Regions from separate parts of the Mus musculus genome. Here region 2 is linked to region 1. The links are chromatin loops, found by intact Hi-C in ENCODE. Cell type or tissue: left cerebral cortex. All regions are shown on one strand.

What was found. Peaks named below come from ENCODE experiments on the same cell type or tissue, not always from the same donor. Only the 100,000 strongest peaks of a DNase experiment are listed, where the experiment ranks them.
Region 2: a loop joins it to region 1, with 2.4 times the contacts of the local background. A loop is called at or near these places in 3 of 42 quality-filtered maps.

What each region holds. Positions count from the first base shown.
Region 1 is chr8:11,723,784-11,731,783 of GRCm38, reverse strand. Arhgef7 (Rho guanine nucleotide exchange factor (GEF7)) reads right to left here and starts at 3,726. Exons shown (of 22, transcript NM_001372321.1): 1 at 3,368-3,726. The coding sequence starts at 3,532. In left cerebral cortex, no CTCF peak of the experiment used is centred here; DNase peaks (open chromatin) are centred at 1,775, 3,067, 3,534, 3,984 and 1 more place; H3K4me3 peaks cover 2,299 bases; H3K27ac peaks cover 1,660 bases.
Region 2 is chr8:11,775,581-11,783,580 of GRCm38, reverse strand. Arhgef7 (Rho guanine nucleotide exchange factor (GEF7)) reads right to left here. Exons shown (of 22, transcript NM_001372321.1): 3 at 2,342-2,426; 4 at 926-1,056. Among named protein-coding and RNA genes, the nearest start is that of Arhgef7, 52 kb to the right of the region's middle. In left cerebral cortex, no CTCF peak of the experiment used is centred here; DNase peaks (open chromatin) are centred at 6,244, 6,588, 6,909, 7,950 and 5 more places; H3K4me3 peaks cover 604 bases; H3K27ac peaks cover 2,760 bases.

The DNA.
Region 1 (8,000 bases):
GGCACTGAGGCTGTCGTGCTGGTTGTTTGTTTTGTTTTTAGAGAAAGATTTTAAAGTTGGGGGTGAGCATCTAGAAAGACTTGGAGGAGAGAAAGAATATGATTAGAGTATATTTAAATTTAAAATTTGTTTTAGATAATTTTAAAAAATGCCAAAAGTTGGCTCCCACAATGTCAAGTAGGTTAAGAAAGTTCTTAAAAGTTGATTGAGATCAGCTGTGGTTGGATTACGCTCCACAAAATTCACACATGGGGGGGCCCAGCCCCCCAGGACCTCAGAATGTGGTTTTACCTGGTGATGGTCACTCGGGAGGTAATTGGGGAGATGCCCTCATACCAGGTAGAGGACGTACGGTGGATTTGGACAGAACGGATTTGCCCACAGTGAGAACTTCATATAACACAGGTGTGCTTCACAGGTGTGCTTCCACAAACTTAGGGATCCCTGAGCGTATGAGAAAGGCCTGGGCAAGTGGCAAGTGTCCCAGCATATGTAGGAAGCACATGCCATACCTTGGTCACGAATTTCTGGCCACCAGACCACGAAACAAATGCATATATGGTGGGGAGGGACCCCTGGTTTCAGTTACACTCCCAAATCCTGGTGACCCCAGTTCTCCCACAGAGAATGCCATGTGGACTGCACACAGCTTCCCTGACCCATTCAGGGACACACAGTAGGAACAAAGTTCCTGGAGGCTTTTAGGGAAATTAAGCAACTTTGTACACTGCGTCCACGAGTAAAATTAAAACAGCATTTTAGCACAGATTATGCTTGGTGGTTTTCTATCCTCTAAAATTCCTGCATCTAGGGTGTGCCTCCTTTGGACAAAATAACCTAGAAGTGTCTGAAGCAGGAGTTTACTAAGGATGGTGCTGCCAAGGCTCAGGGACCCGATGGCTAAGACAGGTTTGGGATCAGAAAAGGGAGGGAACAGGATGGGACCAGCTCAGGCCTGACTCTTCAGAGAACAATCAAAGGGCAAAAGTTTGATCCCCAGAGCTGGGGAAACTTGCCAATCCCAGCCTCCCTCTTTCCTGCAACCAAGAGCCGTGGCAGGCAGCAGGCAGCAGTTAGCAGAACCCCTTACCACCAGTCTGTAGCTCACTCCTCTCGCCTCCAAAGAGAAGTAAACACAGAGGCTTCAGGAAAGGGACCCTAACCCACCATTTTCTTTGCCTGAGCTGGAGCTCAAGGAATGTCCCGTCCCCGCTAGCCAACCCAGTTGTGAAACACAACAGGACGTGCTCTTAATAAAAGACACATGGGAAGCCTTCCTTCGGCACTCATTCCCAGGCCTGGACTCCATTTTAAACTCATGAACTTGAGAAAGGGAAGTCCTACGCTGCTCACAACCCTCCAGTGTCAGCATGCCCACGTAGCAATGGGTCCAGCTAAGACCCTTCACGTGCCGCACATAAGTTCAGCTCTGTTTCCAGGCATTTCCTTTTTAAGGAGAGAGGGTCTCCCTCTGGCATTCCAGCACGGAAGCAAAAGCTGCCCCACACATGTGCTTCAAGACAAATGTGATTCCATGCAGGCATTCATTGCCAAGTGCGGATGACTTCATGGCAGATGCAAACTCGTGGAATCCAGAATTTCAGACAGTGGCTGATGGTTTACTCCCCACAAATACCCCTCACTCAAGAGCCAGGGACTATCTGTACAGGGTCATCAGCCTTCAAAAAGAGAGTTAAAACAACACCGACCCAAGAGATTTCCACTCGACTGTAGTTTCAGAATGTTTGAGACCAATCTAGCTGCCAGAGGCTAGCCCTTTTTATTCATCTCTCTCTGTGTTGTGTCAGAGATGAAAGAGGCGCTGCAACTTCCTCACGGGATCTTTCTAGAATTTAAAATAGAATATGAATTTTTGAAGTTTGCCTGACCACATCAACGCTGCAAACATGTCACGTGACGTGTTCATGGATGGGAACATGTCCATTGACATAGCACAGGAATCTTTTTACAGCTTTGCCTCAGAAACAGAACAGGGTTATCTTTAAGAACCTTAGCATGTGTCTCACTCAGACGTCTGTCTTTTATTATCACCAATGGCCAGGGGACAGCCGGGTTTTCTCAGTGTCTGGCAAGTCACACCCTGCTCTCTTCAGTCGTTGCATCTTAAAATTGTAACTTTATTGATCTGCCCCACTTATAAACAGTGTTTCCCACATCAGTTAGTCCTTCTAAGATGCATGTCGTTTTCAATACAATGTTCAAGAAAACACCTAAAACCTGTGGTACGCATGTGGAACTCATGGTAAATGTTTTCTGACACTGCAGCATGCCAATTTATGAATACAATTAGAATTTCTGCTTTTTCAGGTCACTTAATATGCATTAACAGAGTGTCCTGCCTAGGGCCTGTCTGTGTGTATGTGCATGTGTGTGTGTGTGTGTGTGTGTGTGTGTGTGTACTCCATTAAGAAGTGTTACTTCTTCCTAATTATGGGACACTTCCATTTCTGTACTTAACACCTTTTAAATTACTAAGGATCTTAAGTTTTCTTGTAAACTGTGTATTGGCATAATCTTGAACACAGGACTTTATTATTTTTTGACCTATAAAACATGGTTGTTCTTAGAAGTGCTCCCAACCCCTGACCCGGCCCGCTCTGTGAGCTTACAAACGAAAACAAACTTTGGTCACCCAGAGCGGTGGTCAAGGTTCACACTGCAGAGCCAGGGAGCCAGCAGCCAGCAGCAGCAGGCAGACAGCTCCAAATCTAGCAGGCAGTGAGGATAAAAATTCTGACCCATCCCCAAAGAAATCGGGCTTCAGCACCCTGTGTGCGCTGTTCTGCAGGCTTGGCTGAGTGAAGAATCCCTTGATGGGGAAGGCAGTAAGTCATTTCACAGCTCGGCCCTCCCTTGGCTTTTGATGCATCCTTTAAACATGCCCAGCCACCGGTCCATTCAACGCAAGAGTCAGACTGCAAAGGCAGCGACGAAACCGTTCAAACAAAGCCATCGCAGAAAGCTGCGCGGCACAGAGACGAGGTTTTCCGATCGGTGTCGGCGAGGGGCGAAGCCGACCTCCCAACTTCACGTTAGGGTGGAGCAGAACCCCACCGCCGCCGGCACAGCCAACTCTCCTTCTCGTGACCCCGAGCCGGCCCCGAGCGTCACCGCGGCCCCCTCCGCTGTCTGTGCTCTCAGGGCGGGTCCCCTTCCCGGCGCCCCGCACACAATGGCGCCCCGAACTCCCGCCGCCGGTCCCCGCGCCTTGCGCGCCGCCGGGTCCGCGCACAAAGGAGGGCGCGCGGGCCCCGAGCCGGCGCGCGCCAGGTGCTCCCGCGCGCCCCGCCGCCCGCCGCCCGCCCGGGCCGGGGACCCACCCGAAGACCGTGCCATGGCCACTTACTTTCTCGATGGTCCCGGGCAGCAGGCGCTCCAGCAGCCGGCATAGGACCACCCCGTCCTTGAGCGACGCCTGCAAGAAGACCTCAGGGTCCGAGATGGTTTTCTTGGGCGACTCCAGCACGCCCAGGGTGATGAGCCACGTAACGGTCTGCTCGGCAGAATTCATCGCTGCGGCGGCTCGGGCTGCGCGCACAGAGGGGGCGCCGCGCGCGATCACCTCGGAGCGGCCCGGGCCGCGGCCACCCGCGCCCCCGCCGCCTCCGCGCCCATGGGCGGCCGCGCGCCGGCGATTGGCCCGGCCGGCCCAGCAGGTCCCGCTCCGCTCCGCGGGCTCGCGCGCGCCCTGGCCCGCTGTCAAGTGCCTTTTCATTAGCGGCGCAGGAACCTGCGGGCGCCCGGCACCGCCCCCGCCGCCGCCCCCCGGCCGCGGCCGCCGTCGCCCGATGACATCACCGGAGAAGAAAGACGCGGCGGCCGCCCGCGCGCACCCCGCGCCAGCCCCGGCGCACGACAGCTGGCGCGCCCCCCGCTCACCTGCGCCGCCCGCGCGCCCCGGGGCTGCGCGCCTTTGTGGGTAGGGCGGCGCGCGATTAGTAAGCGCTTCCCAGAATGCTCTCTTGAGCTAGCCCGCCGACTGCGGGGCGCGGGCGTCTCTTCGCCACCTCGCCAGCCGGCGGGGATGGCACGCACATGCTCGTTAGATCTGTGACCAGATGGGTCTCACTCGGGCAGGAACGAGCGTCGGGAACGCGGGCGCGATGCTAAGCGGCTGGCTGCAAGGCCACTGGAGGCGGGGGGCGGGAGCGGAGATGGGGGGCGGCGGGCGCGGACGACCTTAGTAGCCAGAAGCCTTGCATGACTCCTTGTGAAATTGACGGTGACGTGTCCAGCGATCAAGAGCACATCGCAACCTCGGGTGGGTGTCCGCTGGAAAGCGTGCTGTCCACGCTTAGGCCCAGAACTTGGGCGTCCTCTTCCAGCGCAAAGGATGTGTGACAGGAGCCTTGGGGGAAGGGGGGAGTAGGTGAGGGCTCACCGTCAATCGACACATATTTCCACTTACTCCCGCCACTGGTCCTATGCTTTCCCTGCTGGCTGGCACTCCTCGACAGTTTAAAATAAAGCTTGCAGTGTCCCAGGAGACCTTTCCCCTGGGCCAGGCACGCACGTTCATCCAGTAACTGCTCAAGGCTAGAAGCCATGCGATGCTGTCAATTAAAAACAAAAAACAAAAACAAAACAAAAAAATGATCACAGGTTCGACTCTCTTCTCTGCATTCTCCAGGTGCTTCCATCACCACCATCGATTGCGTTTAATAGCATCTTCTGGCTAAATGACTACATTTCTGTTCCAGACACAAACAAAGCATTAAAATAGTGTGAAGTTTGTTGAGGGCCAGCTTCTCTGTGGTGGCAGCTGCCTTCAGAGCAGCGCTAGCCAGCCCTAACCAACCACTGCTGCAATTACGGTGTCTTTACCACCGACAGACCCAAGCCTCACTTTTTGTCCATTTTCCTGGTTACATATGAGAGGTACCCTGCCCTAGGAGCCCCACATCAGCCAGTTTCCCATCTTGCTTCCCTGTGGAGGTCCAGAGAGTGGCAATGCAAAACTGATCACCGACGCCCGAGTCTATCGACCAAAGCTGCTCAACCCGGAAGAAGCTTTCCCTAGTGCTGAATTGAAAAATTTACTCGTTACTATTTTTAAATCCTGTTAGACTAGGTCTGGCCTTATCACGCAGTACACAAAGATAGCTACATATATTGACTGTCAAGTGGCCCTAAGGAAGCCAGGCAGAGGCCGACTTAATAGACAGAGGAAGTTGGGAACCAACGGTCAGACTGGACCATTGACTACACCCGTTCATTCTGGAAAAAAAGCCCCTGAGCTGCTAAATGATAACCTTACAGATCACCTTCTTTTAACCCCAGTACACGCTAATTTCGAATCATTATTTGGAGGAGATCCTAGAAAGTAGCCCTGCTCACAACTGTGTCATTGAGGAGCTTCGCTGAGCACTTCTGGTGTCCAAGGTGAACCCTTGGTCAAATTTCCTTGGCATTTTCTAAATCCCTGCTACAAGACTGAGGAGAGGAAATGCCCTTCTCCCCATGGGTAGAGAAACACCAACTGGAATGTCAGAAGCCCTCACTCCAGCCTGAGCCTCCTGGAGAAGTGGATTAGCCATCTTCCCTACATACCTGAGCCAGTACCCTGTGATGGATCTCTCCTTAAACAAGCAGCTGATTGGCTGATATCGATGGATAATAGATGATTGACAGACAGGTGGTAATTGCTGGATTAATAGATGTTAGCTAATACACTTGGACACCTAAGAATGTACCCTTTACTGCTGTGTGATATTCTGTGGCTTCATTTCTTTGGAGAACCCTAACGCAGTACATGTGCCAGCATGGTCTCCGCTGATGAGAGATGTGGCTTCCTTCAGGCTCCTTTCTTGTGTGGCTACTTCCTAGGGTCCCCTCCAACATACCTGCCTCAGTCCAGATTCATAGTGTCAATGCTGGCTAAACAAGGACATGGGAAGGTTGGATATGGCTGCAGTGATAAGCAGTCATCAGTCATAGCATAGCTTTTGCTCCTTACCCGTCGATCACCCCCTGGGCATTGGTGTACCCCCACTAGGTCCTGGATTATTTCTTGAGATTGCCATCATCTTCAAGAAATAAAGTAGCTCAAAACAGCAGGAATAAGTTGTATTATAGTTCAGAGGCTGAAATCATTGAGCATCTGAATGGCTGGTCCCTCATAGAGGTGTGTGTGGGGATTTGTCAAGGTCCCCTCTTGTCTCTGCAGGGGCCACTCGTCTTTGGACATCCTTCCTTGGCTCACACATTAACTCCCCAATCTCCATCCTGACTTCTCATGGCATGTGCGTCCTTTCTATGCCTAGGTCTAAACATCCCTGTCCTTGGAAGATGCCAGTCACAGGGGAAACTACCCTCTCTGACCCAGGATAACTCCATCTTGATGACATATAGAGACCCTGCTTCCAAATAAAGACCCACGTATGGGTACTGGGAGTTACGGCTTGGACATGCTTGTTGGGGCATACCAACCCCAAATCAGATCGTCTGAGTTGCCCCCAGCACCCCACCTCAGGTACATCTCACTGGGGGAAGGGACGGAGCTTCCCACCATCGGTCAGAAGGTGATGGTGCCCAAGGACACTCTGATATGTGTCTGGCTCTACAGGCGCTGATGTGGAATCCTTCAGAAGGGTGGCTCCTTCGGGAATCCAACCATCACCGTTTGTGACTCAGGGCCAGTCTCTGGAGAGTCTCCATGAGGCCCTTGGGTTATGATTCCAACAGAGAGATCAAGGTGAGAAGCTACCTACTCCTGATGCTCCCTCATTTCAGCATCCTGAGCTGCAGAAGTGCATCCTGGATTCATGGAATCTGAGGGATTCATCATTGTGGCTGTTCCTATTCCCTCTTGCTTTCATCTTTTTTGTCTGTTTGTTTGTTTTTTCATTTTTAAATTTTATTTATGAATGCACACCAGAAAGAGGGCATCAGATCCCATTACAGATGGTTGTGAGCCACCGTGTGGTTGCTGGGAATTGAACTCAGGACCTCTGGAAAAGCAATAGGTGCTCTTAACCACTGAGCCATCTCTCCAATCCCTCTATTTGTTTTTTGAGACAGGGTTTCTCTGTGTAGTCCTGGCTGTCCTAGAACTTACTCCATAGGCAAGCACCACCACCATCCCCCAAGTTCATTCATTCATTCATTCATTCATTCACTGAGACAGGGTCTCATGGAGCCCAGGCTGCCCTAGAAAACAATCATGAAGTTATCCCCCTGCCTCTGCTTTTCCAGTGCTGGAATGACAGGTGTGTGCCACCATTCTGTTCTATGCGGAGCTGAGAATTGAACCCAGGGCTTTGTGCATGCTAAGCAAAAACTTTACCTAATGAGTCCCAGCTCCAGCTTGCCTTCCTTTGTCTCTCCATGTCTGCTGCAGGACGCTCGCTCACACATATGGGCATCCCATCGGTGACATCACAGCTTTTGCTCCTGACCTGCCTACCAAAAGTATGTTGTACCTGAACATGAGCCTGTAATCCCACTATTTATTGGGAGGAAGAGGCAAGAAGATCAGGAGTTCAAAAGCAGCTTGGCCCTATCTCTCCCCACCCCAAAGATGTTTACTAGCAATTGCCTAAGAAGACAGGGATCTTAAGTCCTCTCCTGGACTGAGGGCAAATTTTCTGGCTGGCCAACAGATCTAAAAGCACGTCTTTGTGTGGGACAAAGTTTGGGCAGGTCTGTGTAGCCTGTAAAGGCTGTTTCCAGAACTCAGGGACCCTCGTCTGTGCCTCAAGCCCACCATGCACAGCATCTGTGTGCCCTACCCCAGCTCCAGAAGAAGGGGGAGGGAAGGGCAAGATGCAATGTAAAGCCCGTGCCACCTACACAGAGAGACTCTGAGGTCCTCTGTCCAAAACCCAGGTGTTACACTGCTCCTGACAGCAATCAGAATTCTGGGTAACTGCCCTGACTGAACTCTCAGTCCCCTGCAAGTCCCCAGGATACCTCACTTGTTCCAAGACTCCACCCCTTCCCCCTCCCATTCTGCTCCCACTCCCTCTGGAGAGAGCCCT
Region 2 (8,000 bases), 52 kb before region 1:
AGTTTCACATTTCCTCTTGGGGAACAAGGGCTGCCATCCCCCCAACAGCACCAGGACAGAGGCTGCAACCTCCTCCCCCACACACACATTCTCAGTCCAGGGCAGCCAGAGCTGACTGAGGAAGGCTTAGGAAGCAGGCTTTAGGCAGAGAAAGAGCTGACTTCAGTCTTCTGCTCTAAGGGAGTTGCACGGCTTAGCAGGTGCCCCCACCACGCAATCTTTCCAGCCAGTGGGATGGATGGCAGTCCCGATTCCCCAAGAGTCTCAGAGAAACTGGAAGCACTCCTGCTATGAGTCAAATGAGCAAGTCCTTCCAAAGGCTTAACAGGACACGGTTTCCCATGTGCTCTAACGTAACTCAAAAAGGAAGTTGTGGGGTCTGCTAATGGGATCTTAAGGAGTTCACGAGATTGAGTTTGGGTGGCTTCAGAGGGATGTAAAAAACAAAAAGAGGCGTAAGGATACAGCTGAACACAGCCCTGAGCGCCTCTGAGTGCTGTGCATCCTCACTGTAGTGCCTGCCCCACAACCTGGGGCCTGCCCTGTTCTCCTGGCAGCAGGCTCCTGAATCATGCTCTCTCTGTGGAGCCAGGTTTATGCATAAAGGTGATGTTTATTCTCAAATTCATGTGCACAGCGAGCGATTACCTGAGGGCTGGATGTCAAAGCATTCACCTCTCTAGAGAAGCAGCTGCAGCCTTCAGGATAAACCCAGATAAGCAAGTGTCCAAGAGCACTTGGCTCAGTATCTGTGGAGTCCAGTGAAAAGCACATGCCACCACACACAGCAGGAGCCACCCAGCAACGCCAGGAGCCCAAGGTGTCCCACATCCCGTCTGCATGGGCTCACGGATCCTCCCAAGCACTTTTGCAGACCCTTGTGCCCAAAATGTCTTTGAATCAAAAAATAAAACATCTTACTTACCAAGCTTCGGTACTGGCTCTGAAGCAATTTTGAAGTCCTACTGTGTGAAGACTGGGATCCCAGGGAATCAAAAGACTTTATCCGATGGGACGAAGGCCGAGCACACACAGAATCACTTCCTAGTCCAATGTCTGAAAAGGTGGAACACACACAAGAAGTGCTGAAGGCCTGATACCATGTGCCTTCAACACACACTGGGTCTAAAACCGGGCCAGTGTGGAGGGACACACCAGAAGTCCACAACAAAGCAGGCCATTCACACTAACAAAGAGCAGATTCTTCTGCTCCGTAAATGACGCGGTCATCCCCCAATTACCTCTCCAGGAGCAGTCTGCAGACGACTGACTTACTGGTTCTCTAATGTCATTCACGCCAGTCTATAGATGTCTGGAACAACAGGAACTGCTCAACGAGGAACTGCCAGGCACTTAAGTCTCCAGCACACAGCACACATGCCCTTCTCCAAGACCACACGCCACACAAGCCACACCGTGGAGGCAGGGATGAACAGCCACATGTCATATAAGCCAGTCATGTCTGAAGACAGCACACACAGAAGTAGCTGGCAGAGGCTACCCAGGCATGCACCACAGCACAGCCCACCGCTGACCAAAAATCATTGTGGGACTCAAGGCCACACTAAACAAGGGACTTGGAAACCAACTGTACTGGCTGGTTTTGTGTGTCAACTTGACACAGCTGGAGTCATCACAGAGAAAGAAGCTTCAGGTGAGGAAATGCCTCCATGAGATCCAGCTGAAAGGCATTTACTCAATTGGTGGTCAAGGGGAGGGAGGGCTCATTGTGGGTGGGACCATCTCTGGGCTGGTAGTCCTGGGTTCTATAAGAGAGCAGGCTGAGCAAGCCAGGGGAAGCAAGCCAGTAAGTCACATCCCCCCATGGCCTCTGCATCAGCTCCTGCTTCCTGACCTGCTTGAGTTCCAGTCCTGACTTCCTTGGTGATGAACAGCAGTATGGAAGTGTAAGCTGAATAAACCCTTTCCTCCCCAACTTGCTTCTTGGTCATGATGTTTGTGCAGGAATAGAAACCCTGACTAAGACACCAACATTGTGAGTGGTAAGGAGTGTGAAAGTACCACATGCTCTGAATCTTAACCGTGTACCAGTGAAGACACAGCCACACCCCAGCAGTGGCACAGCCCAGTGTTCTGAACCAACAGCCCCCACTCCTGCTGTAAAGTCAGGAGGCAGGAGATGCAGGGCTCAGGGAAAGGGCAGCTGAGGAGTGAAGGCTCCCTGCACCAGGAAGTGCTGCCCCAGCACTCACAGACCACCATCAGCGGAAGGTGAAATGCCAAATGAACAAATGAACAAAGGCTCATTTTACCTTGAGGACAGAAAACCAAAGCCATGAGCCTTCACATCCTCAATGGGAGGACACCTAAAGAGTCTTACCTGCTGTCACTTTATTTAGTGTCACCAAGGAGCTGAGGACCTTGTTAAAGTTCTGCCCCTGATACAAATCATTTGCATCAAAAGTCTGAAAGAAGAAAATAAAGCAAGAAAATTAGTACTGAGTTTTATGCTAGCACAGAATAAACAAAACTCCCGACAATATGTGGTTTCACATGGTCAGCAGCATTGTCTGAAAAACCCAAGAGACAGCACAGCCTCCAAGTGGCTCCCTGGGAAAGGAGTCCATTGGAAGTCCCTTGTGAGGATCTCCTTATGGGGCATCAAGCCCTTGGAAGAGCACCAAACCTAACTCGGCTCCCTTTAGTACCCAGGTGAGGCGAAAGCCAGGATGTGGGCCAGGAGCCAACAGTTAATGGTACCCAGGAAAGGCTCATGGTAGCTTGTAATCCTCTCTCCTTAGACCATAAAAGCCCATGGACATGCCAAGGATGCTCTCTTCCAGCATGGAAGGGAGGTAAACTAAATTCACCCCACTGCACACAAGGACATGCAGACACAGGGAAGCACAGAGGATGACAGCCAACGGGTGGGAGATAAAGCGGATCCCAGAGGAGAGACAGGGTAGGGCCTCTGAGCAGAGTTCTGAAGAACCTAGGCTATAGGCAGCCCACTCTGACCCGGAGTTAGTCACACCACAAGCTTAAGGCAGGAAGAGAAGATGCATGAGCTAGCCTGATTATAAGACATCTGAAAACCAAATGTGTGTGAGCATACGTGTATGTGTACCAGTGTGTGTGCATTTGTGTGTTATGTGGATGTACCACCAACCTAAATCTAGGAGAGAGAACATACAAAAGATGACCTGGTTAACCACGTCTGGCTTTTGTTTGGAGGCTCGAGAGCGTGTGTGTGTGTGTGTGTGTGTGTGTGTGTGTGTGTGCATGTGCATGCTTGCAGATATGCTAAAACACTGACATTCTGATAACCAAATCCTCCAACACTGTATCCTAGAAAAACCTCACTGGTACAAATTATAGAAAGAAAAGCCTGGATGCCAAAATATATCCCGTATTGTTTCTCTCTTGAAGCAAACTGGAACCATCTTGGTTCTCTGCCTGGGATGAACACCTATGGGCTGGCACTGTACCTCGCCCTCCTCGCCTCCATCTGCAGTCTTTCTCAGTGCCAGGAACTCCCTCCTCCGCCCCCTTCCTGCCTCCCACACCCTACCCCCTTCCCCTTCCTGCTGAGCCTTACTCATCTTCCTTCCTGAAGGAGAGGAGCAGGCCTGAGCCTTCCTGAGCTCCAGAAATCCCCCAAGTACACTGATCACAAGGAAAACTTTGTGGCCAGTGTTGATGTGTGCATTCCACTCTAGAGCGTAAAGCCCAAAGAAGCAGACCAGACCACACATTTCACACTGCCTAGTTAATGCATACCTGACCAGGACTCCGTGGATCTGTGGGGCACTCATCCAGAGAGTCAGATGTAGCTCAAAAAAGAGGCTGAGGGTCAAAACTGTTCTAAAAAGGATGTTGCTGAAAGCTCCCAAGAACCAAACCAAAGCACAAACGGTAATATGTCAGGAAGCCCTCTGAGCCTCCAGGCTGAGCCCTCAGAACCTTTATGACTACAGTCTTGATTCCTGGGCTGTAACACCTGTGCCCAACAGAAAGCCAGTCCAAATGAGAACTCTGTCTAAGCTTACCTCCCTCCCTGTTCAGATTTTTAAGAGTCCCATATGAGTTAAGTTATATCTTTTTAAAGAATAAAATGACTGTCCTGCCTAGGCCTGTTTTCTCATGCAAACGTGAAGCCCCCTGAGTTATAAACTGCTGCAGCGATGGTCTATCCTTCAGCTCTCAGTTCTAACCCTGTGCCTGGAAGACTCAAGCTACGGCATAATCCCCAAGAAACACACACACAAATGTCCACTAACCTTCATTATGGCAAGGCAGCAAGTCACAAACCCCAGAACAACAGGATGTGAAATATGGGAAGCTTCCTGTTATTCCAGGATTATATAGCTCTCCTACCCAGATACCACGGAGGACCTGACTGGCTGCATCTGCCTGCCAATGGGCTTCAGCATGACGTCAGAACTCAGTGAGCCTACCACTACCTTCCTCCTCAGGAAACCCAACAATAAGAAGAGACAAAACAGAAGGCATACTCTAAGCCTAAGAGCATTCAGACAGGACTGCTTTTCCAAGGAGCAGAAAGGACTACTTCACTAAACAGCAATCTAAACAACAAAAAGCAAAAGTCCTTTAGTTCAGAGAGCATTTGTGCCAAAGGAACCAGGAGAGAGGCCCGGGACCTTCCCTGAAACAGCTTTCATAAACCAGCCAGTAACACACAGAAACTGCGCCCAGAGCCATGAGGTGTCCAGGACAGAACACACAGCCTGGATGCACACTGGGCTAACAGCGCAGGCTTGCAGGGAGGCTGGCTTTCACAGTGCATGGAAGGTGTAGGCCACCGTCACCATGTAGACCAGAAGTGCACATCTGCCTGCCCATCTCCTGCCATGACGGTCCATCTATCCAGGTTTAGTAGAAGCCTGTGACCCTGGATCCAAGGCCAAAACTAACCACATTTCCAGATCTTCAAAGACTATAGTCTATCTAGTCTTCTAGACTAGTCAATCTGACCTAGCTGCCACCTCCTGCCATAACTTCTTCCAGACCTCTCAAGTGCTCTGCCTGGGCATACTCCTTATTTTATGGTTAGTAATGGTATCCAAATGCAGTGTCAGGCTTAGCTCGTGTACAAGAGCATGAAACAGGAAAAATGTGGCATCAACTGCCCAGTGTCTACCTGATAAGTTGTCACCATTAAGGTGATCCTGTGGGCTGGCATGAAGGTGCCTGCTCACATGCGGCCCCAGATCTTCTGAGCAAACTGTAACACTGTCTCAATCAAAACAACAGGAGGACACACAGAAGCCTACCTACCTGGCACAGTTGCTAAGAACGGATCCACCCCAGAACTGTCCTATCAGGACACAATTTTCTGACCTCCTCCATCTCTAACCCAGGCTTACTGCAGCTGTAAGACTTTTCCTCACTACAGTTCCCAGATTAGTCTTCATCCTGCAGGCACACAAACACTGGCCTAACTGGGGCTGGGACCCATCACATGGAGTTCCAGGTGTCTTGTGGGGAGGGTCAACAAGCCTCTGACCCGGTTCCTCAAATGAGACCGGACAGGCCCAAGTGGAGCTGCTGTGGAGAATGACAACTAGCTCCAGGCAGCAGAACTGGTCAGAGAAGCCTCTGCTTTAAGCACAGGGGTGGGGGAGTTGTCCACAAGCAGTGTCCATCAGCAAGGTGAGGCCTCCAACTCCAAACAAACAGGACTTCCAGAAACATCAGACCATCTAGAACAAAAGCACTTTTAACACAGTACCTCCTCCTCTCAGGACGCTGTGACGCAAAATAAAGGTGATTTTGAGTAGGTACTGGCACACTCCTCAGCAACAAGGGTCCCTTCCACCCCAAATCTAAAACACAGCACTTATACAGTGTTGGCAGCTAATGCTCCACAGAGACTCAGAAGAAAGAAGGGAGGGAGGGAGGGAGGGAGGGAGGGAGGGAGGGAGGGAGGGAGGGAGGGAGGAAGGAAGGAAACCCTAATGTATGCTAATTTGCTGTGAGGAGCATTCCTTCCCAGAGGACCCCACTGCGTCCTTCAGTAGGTGACAGACTGTGAGGCAGAAGAGGACAAACACCCAGGTGAACTCTTCTACCCTGGCCTGTACTACACTCTCCACAGTGTCACCTCTGGGCAACTGGGCAAGCGCACGTGTCCACAGCCACGCTCTACACACAAGAGTGTGAAGAGCAAAGCCCTGCAGTGTCGTATCTGCCAGCGTTCAGAAGCAGCTTGCTGCAGGAATGTGGGTCACAAGGGAACAGCACTGCAAGGCTGGCGGGAGGAGACCAGGACTCCTTGTGTCCTCACCGCAAAGGTAAAGGAAGCCAGGGCCCAGCCTTGGAAGCCATGTGTGCCATGCATTAGGAGTCATCAGTGGCGTCCACATCAGCAGACATGAGAACGCTCCTTGAGGGAGAACAGTGCCTCAAGACTACCAAGATATAAGCCAACCTAGACAGAGGCAGGAGAGCCCACAGGAACCAACATGTAGACACCGCATAGAATTTAAAATCCAGAAGGCTCAACAGCGCAGACACACAGACAGAGCCTATCCAGACACTCGTGCTGATGTCCTGACCACACAACTGATGCGATACACCCTGAGATACTAAACTAAAAACAAACCAAGCTGGGTGACTCAGACCTAAATGACTAAAAGGCATCCTTATCTGGCTGGCTACACCTAGGAAGTGCCAGGGAAAGGTGTCTCTCCTCCGCCATCTCAATAGGAATGGAGACCCTCTCACAGGACAGACTGACCCAACACCTTGACATCAATCAGTTCCGCCACAAGAGGTTTATGAGGAAGCTATACTCATTCATTCTCTCTCTCTCTCTCTCTCTCTCTCTCACACACACACACACACACACACACACAAGTCTTGGCAGATATTTCTGGAGTGTTGCTTGCAAGGTTTAAAATTATACTTTTGTCCTACCATATTGTCAGGCAGAATCTGTGATTTCAGAACAAGACTGACTGACAATGAATGGTAAGTAAGTGGTGCTATTTAAGTATAATGCAAATGGTCCACACTGATCAGACAGTGAGATCCAGCCCTGGCTCCTCATCTTCCAGGCTCCTGCAGATTTTGAGCTTACGTCCACCTACTGCTCCTCAGGGATAAAGACAGAGCTTCATAACAATTACAACGCTCTCACCTAAGATGACCCTGAACAAGCTACTGTCCTTTAAGATAAGAATTGAATCTTATTCCGTTGTGGATCCTCTTCCTCAACATGCAAACACTATGGCAGGGAACATACTCTTAAGGACAAAGTCAATTATCTTTGGTAATTTCCAGGAGGGCAGTCAGAACACAGTCACACTGCTGGCCAGGCACCCTTCCCAGGCCTAGGAGAGACCATCATAAAGCACAGCTAGGCAGTGACAGCATCCAGTCACGACAGAGTGGAGATAAGCTTGCTGAGGGTAAATGTCACAGCAGTGCATGCAAAGGCTAGATCTTACAGTTCAAACCATCTTACACGTGGGGAAATGAGCTCTGACTCAGGCCATCTGAACTCTGCCCTCGACAGTACACTGCCAGCCAAGGAGGGGAGTGCGATGCTGCAGATACCAGGAGGCGGTGCAGTCACACAGGTCACACAGGCCCCTTACAGCCGCTATCCGTCCCTTATCTCTACTTGGCAAAGCACTGCCTGCCCATCACTAGACCTGAACCCAACCACAGCAGGACCTGAACAGAGTTGTGACAAATGCTTAGGCTAAACCTAAGGGAAGTGACAACGTCTACAGCTCTAAAAGGCAGTGAGAACACTGCAATGACAATGGCCAGGCTTGGACAAGTGTTTCAAGACCCACTGCAAACACTGCTCCCCTTCCTCCTACAGCACGCTAAAGTGAGAAGTGGAAGATTTTAAATGGGGGAGGGGCTGTGAGCAGTAGGCATCAGATTTTAGAGGACTACTGGGGGAAGCAGATGGGTTCTGAAAATCCTAACAGTTAGGAACAGTCCCATGAAGCCACGCAACTGCACCCACAGGCCATTTTGCAGAAGGTGAACAGCACCTAAGC